Regions from separate parts of the Mus musculus genome. Here region 2 is linked to region 1. A link is a loop called in an ENCODE intact Hi-C map of the cell type or tissue named here. Cell type or tissue: left cerebral cortex. All regions are shown on one strand. Links, peaks and the distances in the headings refer to the core of each region. The heading gives the core; the rest is flanking DNA.

Region 1 (2,907 bases), core at 126-2,625:
GGGGGCTGAAAGGTGCACGGTACCTTAATTATAGCCTTGCTAAGTTTGATTTTATAGACCGGCAAAACTCAAGTTTGATTTAAACCACACAGAAAGACATGATGCAAATTGGCCATGCCCTTTGTCCCAGACTCAGACGTCTGATCTTGCTTCAGTCCAGTGTTTTCCCTAGAAGGCAGACTTTTACTACCGTGACTGCTCAGCCTGTTTGCCACCCCACCCCCTCCATTCTGTTGTTCATCCTGGAAGACTTAACCAGGCAAGTCTACATAATCTTCCTAGTTCCCCTCCGATTTCTTCACCCCTTCAAACTGTTACTAGATACAGGGTTTGTCCCGGTCTGACCAGAGTAGGAGGGTAAATTCTTATTACCTGGTGAATGAAGCCCAGAATGGACTGTGATTAAACAAGAAACGGTGTGTTGAGCCTGGAATCAGCTTCTTTTGCTTTTCTACCTTCAATAAAGGTGTACAAAATGCCACAGGCTTTGCTCTTAGGCACCAAGATAAAAGGCCCTGAGGGTTGTAAGGGCATGCTGGTGGCGATAGATAAAGTAGGTTGCTGAAGTTGGGATCTGGCCAGCAGTTGTCTGTGATTTTCTCTGATGAGGACACGGGGGTACTTGGTATTTTTATGAGTGCTAGACTCCTCATCTTCCTTGGCGACAAGCCACTTTTAACTAACCTTTATGACTAGGCTAACCGTGGGGCCCCTCTGCCTCCCGGTGAGTCCAATCCACAGCTGCACTGACTTCTTGTCTTACCTTTCACAGATCTGGGAGGAGGCGTGACTGGGCTAGCCATGCAAGCTTGTTCTAGTGACTTTTAGCCTGGCTTTGCCTCTCGGGGTGCGGTACTTGCTTTCCACGTTGTGTGCCTTCTCGTGGGCTTGCACTGTTGGCAAGAACTAGAACAAAATAGGTATTTTGCCCCAAAGACAAACGCCACATTTTGGGTCACGGAGGGGTGCCTTTGTTTAGGAATACAAGGATGGGGAAAATGTATAATCCAGGATAATACTTTGAATGTAGCCAAGTCAGTGCAAAGATGTCGAGCGCACGAGCAGAACATAGGGCAGGGCCAAACAGGGCAGTGACCTATGGGGCTCCCAGCAGGTTCCTTGGGGTCAGAGGTGGAGAAGCCAGTGGTCAGAGAGGTTAGGGGACCTGGGACCCAATTCAGAGAATGCCTAGGGACTGACCTACGGAGGCCCAGCGGCGAGGTTGGCAGACAAGGGTGGGTGCTTCTAAACCCACCGCGGATCTGAGATCCCGCGGACACGCCAGGTCTCCTATGAAGGCAAGGACAGATTCCCCCCACGTGGACCTGAGACCCAGCAGACACGGCCAGATCCCCCCACGCGGATCTGAGACCCCGTGACCCCGCAGGCACCGGTGCGGCCGCGTGCTAGCGCAGCGGGAGCCGGCTGGGTCCCGCACGTTGCCACCCTCGCGCCGGCCGCCCTGTTTTCCTCGGATCTCACGGGGCCCCGCACTCGCTCTCGGCTCCTGTGGGGGCGCAGCCTGGTAGTGCAGGCCGTGGGCGGGGCCTCGAGCGGGGCGCTCGGGGATTGGCTGCTGGAATGGAGGCGGGGCCTGGGCCAGAGAAAACCCGCGCCCCGGCGGCTGCCATCCCAGCCGCGATCCGGAACCCCCGAGCCTCTCTTCTCGTCGCGCTCTCCCGTTCTTTCCAGTTTCTGCCCGCGCGCCCTCCGACGGGGTACCCTCCTCTCCTTGCAGCGCGAGCCGTCTCCTGTCCTGACTTTCCTCCCCGCTCCGTGCAGCCGGGCCGTAGCGGCGATGCGCCTCATCCAGAACATGTGTACCATCGCAGAGTACCCCGCCCCAGGCAGCACCGCTGCCGACTGCTGCCTGGGGGCTGCGGGCCGCCGGCTCGTTAAGATCGCCGTGGTAGGGGCCAGCGGCGTGGGCAAGACCGGTGAGTCCATGCGAGGAACCCGCTTGGTGGAGGGGCGGGACGTGGGAGACCCCCGCTCGGACTGGAACTGAGAGACGGTGGGCGTTGCAGTGGGATCCTCTGCCTCTTCATGTCTCTGCTTTAACGAAGAGGGTCACTGGGGCCCAGAGCGTCCCGCCGACTTTCGGGCCAGAGTAGAACTTTGGGGCTTTGGGCTTTTGGCAGGATCTGGGGCGGAATGGGGGAGCTAGTGATTGTAACCCCTCCAGGAGTTCCGTAAGGTTAGGAAGAAGTTTGCCTGCTGGAAGGCTTAGGTGTGGCCCAGCTGGGCTCCGCGGAGGGGCTGGGCCTCAAGACCCTTCCTGCTGGCAGAGCTGTAATTCACTCCTACCTCCTTGTGTCTGGTAGAGGGTCAAGGAGCCCTCGGTGGCCGGCTGTGACTTTCTTTGGAAGAGTTGTTTTCCAGGTGGGGGTGGGGTGGAGAACCGTCTAACTTAGTGGGTTAACAGTCTGTTTTCTTTTCTGAATTGCAGCTTTGGTGGTCCGATTCCTCACTAAACGATTCATCGGGGACTACGAACGAAATGCAGGTGAGGAAACGTACGGAGACCAACCCTGTTGGGATGGCCGCCCTCATTTCTCAGTACCTTTAAGGACACTTCCTTCAGAGTGACAGTGTTTAGCATCAAGATTCTGCTACTTCCAATTCTGCACGCCCCCTCCCCCTCCCCCTTCCCCCTCCCCCCAGCTGCCATCTGGCCTCATTCCATTCTTGGCGCATTCATCATTTTATCAAGTGCCCGAAAGTATTCCCTGTGGTATGTTTTAACTATAGGGACCCCAGTTGGAAGCACCGTTTGTACTCCAAGGCCTTGTCCTTTAAAACATGCCTGCAAAAGTCATAAAAAAAAAAAATACCCAACCAAACAAAAAACCCAGCTGCAAGCTCCTCCCCCACCCTCTCCCTCTGCTGGCTGCCTTTCAGGGGCGA
Region 2 (2,907 bases), core at 317-2,816, 58 kb after region 1:
GTACACAGTAGCAGGAGGAAGATCCATCTAAGCTGTGCTGAGCCTAAATGATGGGTGTTTGGAAACTTACACATTTTTTATTGCCTGCAGGCCCACAGTGATAGGGGGCTAATCTGTGAGACACTAACCAGTACAGGCCTCTGTTGCCTGCTGCCAGGCACAGCTAAGACTGGATTGCAGCAGGAGCAGGTGGCTTATCCTCAGGACTTAGCATGCTTACAGTACAGGAAGGACTATGGAGATACTGCCTGAATCTCCTCTTAACTATTTCTATGTCCAAGTGACAGTGACTTTAAGTAGTGACATTGCACTTTAAGAAACAGGATCCCCCTCTGCATCTTCCGCACTGCTGGGCAGTCACTGGTGGTTGACACCATCCCCAGTCTCTTCTTCTGGCACAAGCCAGATTTTGTTCTTCCCAGAGAGGGACCCACAACAGAGAAGATGCTAACTATCACTGTGAACGGCAATCACCTGACGGTTCTGTATCCATGCATTCAACCGGCTGTGGATAAAAGATATTCTGGAAAATAATCCATCCACACTGAACATGTATAATGCTCAGGCTTTTCTTACTCCCTAAATGTTGAGTGTAACAGCTTTCTGCATAGCATTTACATTAGCCTGGGTCTAAAAAGTAATCTAGAGATGACTTAAAATACACAGGCAGCTAGCCATATGTAGGTTGTATGCAAATAGTACATCATTTTTATATAGGATAATTAATTGGGAATTTGAGAGTTTGTGTCTAGAAATTTCTGTGAATATAAACAGATGACTGTCCTGAGTTTCTAGGGCTGTTTGTTATTTCCTTTACCTAACTGATATGAATACTGGCCCTCCAACTTCTAGGTTAAAAAAAATAAATAAAGAATCTATACAGTCAACTAGAGAGAAAAAGACAGCAGATACTACTGGCCATTACCACACCTTAGGTATAACCTTACTCATACCTAATTTTGGTAATCCTGAGAAATAAGTATCATCTCCATTTTATACTCACAGAAACTGAGGTCAGAGAGGGAAGAAGCTTTGAAGTTAGAAAGCTAACAAATGGGGGCAGTTTCTGCATCTCGCGGTTATACGGTACTGTCTGTAAAAAGCACATATAGCTAGATAACTCTATAGGCCAAATGGGGGTCCCAGGATGGAGGAACTAGGAAGGCTGGGCATCCAGACTTGTGGCATTTACTAGGTGTTCGTAGCATGCATATGAGTGTCGGGGCCTGGGGCAGGGCCAGCATGAGTCCGTTCTGGCAATGGGATGGCAACTGATGGAGGCTACCAAAGTGGAGACTGTAATACGCTAAGGGAAAAGTCTCCAGCTAGAACAGGGATGGGGCAGGACCCGGAAGTCCACTCACAGGCATGGAGGGGAGGAAGAAAAATGAGCAGAGAGGAGTAAGCTGGGAAGGAAGCAAGGAACAATGGCCAAATAAGGAAGTGCCAGTGATGAGCTTCCTTTCCTGTCCAGATCTGCACACTTGGTAAAAATACACCATATGTCTCACCCTGGCACACGGAGATGTTGAGGCATACTGCTATTGGTGGGTGGCATTAAAGATACCCCTCAGGAGCCAAAAAAGAGGCCACTCCACCCTCCTGGAATAGCAACCCCCAGCCCAGCTGGTCCAGGAATTCAAACTCAGCCAGGCAGTACATATTCCAACCCAAGAGGCCAGAAAGGCTGCCCTCCACTGCTGTTCCCTGAAGAGGATTCACTGGGCAGAGTGAATGACAGTGGCATTAGCATGTGGGGAAGGGAACTGAAAGGCTGTTTGGTACTGATGGGGTTGATCAGGCCTGGCAGAGGATCCCAGGATGGTTCTTGATCACTCCCCTTACCCTCAGCCACATACCCTGAGTCCTAAGCTTCGGGGACAGATTCTGCCTATTCACAGATTACGAAATCGGTGGCTCTGGGGCTGGAGAGGTGGCTAGCTGGCTATTCAGCATGAGGACCTGAGTCCTGTATACTCAGCATCCGGGTAAAAAGCTGGGTGCTGTGGTGTAGAGCTGTATTCCCAGTGTTGGGAAGGTGGAGACAGGAGGTTTAATAAAACGACTTAAAGGAAGATGCCCAACATCAACCTCTGGCCTCTGTGTGATGAATGTGTGTAACCTCAGACCCCCAGAAATGGGTAGCTCTCTGCAGTGGCAGTGTCTCAGGTCAGGGGCTACAAGAGCCCTGTATCTGGGTTCATGGGATCTTGGTAGAGAAACCTAGCCCTAAATAAAGGCCCAGGGCCTGTCTGCCAGCAGTTTGAGGATCTCACTGTAGAAAGGGTAAAACTTCAAGATGATCCGAAGGTGACCAGGAAGGGCTTTCATGACCCCGAGTTCCTAATTGCAGCTAAAAAGGAGGCATGTGGCGGAAATGACACGGGACAGGAAGTGCTGCTGTATGAGTTCAGATTTCAGAAGGGATGCCTGGAGTCCCTAAGTGGAGGGCTTAGCCAGGAAGTGGCCAGCTGTGGCACTGGGAAGAGGGGCTTCCTATAGGAATAAGAAGCAGACACAGGCTGGGAAAGACAGGGACAGAGGACACTGCAGCTGTGGGAGGAGCGCACAGCACTCTGCAGGCAGAGACATGAACGTGCTTTCTCGAAAGGAGTGGTCAGGACCAGGCTTTCAGTTCCTATTCCTAGAAATGCTTTTTCCTTGCTGGACCAGCTCATATGTCAGTTTCCCCATGAAACCTCTTTCCTTCAGCACCCCACCCCCACCCCTAGGCACTGGATGACAGCTCTGCAGCTTTGGTTTCAGCCCTTCTCTCCAAGCATATGAGGGACACTACCAGATCCTGGAGCTGCCAGTAGAGGTAGAAGCAGACTCCCTTTCCTCAATAGGAGCTGGATGTGGCACCCGTGTGCCAAAGGGTCCTATGTTGGAGGCTTCGTTCCCGGT

What was found. Peaks named below come from ENCODE experiments on the same cell type or tissue, not always from the same donor. Only the 100,000 strongest peaks of a DNase experiment are listed, where the experiment ranks them.
Region 2: a loop joins it to region 1, with 3 times the contacts of the local background. A loop is called at or near these places in 14 of 42 quality-filtered maps.

The regions. Positions count from the first base shown.
Region 1 is chr5:74,193,654-74,196,560 of GRCm38, forward strand. It overlaps Rasl11b (RAS-like, family 11, member B), which reads left to right and starts at 1,673. Exons shown (of 4, transcript NM_026878.1): 1 at 1,673-1,937; 2 at 2,450-2,506. The coding sequence starts at 1,799. In left cerebral cortex, for the core only: a CTCF peak has its summit at 1,521; DNase peaks (open chromatin) are centred at 128, 1,564, 2,060 and 2,460; H3K4me3 peaks cover 1,633 bases; H3K27ac peaks cover 1,764 bases.
Region 2 is chr5:74,251,486-74,254,392 of GRCm38, forward strand. The region is part of intron 5 of Scfd2 (Sec1 family domain containing 2); the gene reads right to left. Among named protein-coding and RNA genes, the nearest start is that of Rasl11b, 58 kb to the left of the region's middle. In left cerebral cortex, for the core only: no CTCF peak of the experiment used is centred there; DNase peaks (open chromatin) are centred at 444, 539, 1,542 and 2,511; H3K27ac peaks cover 2,500 bases.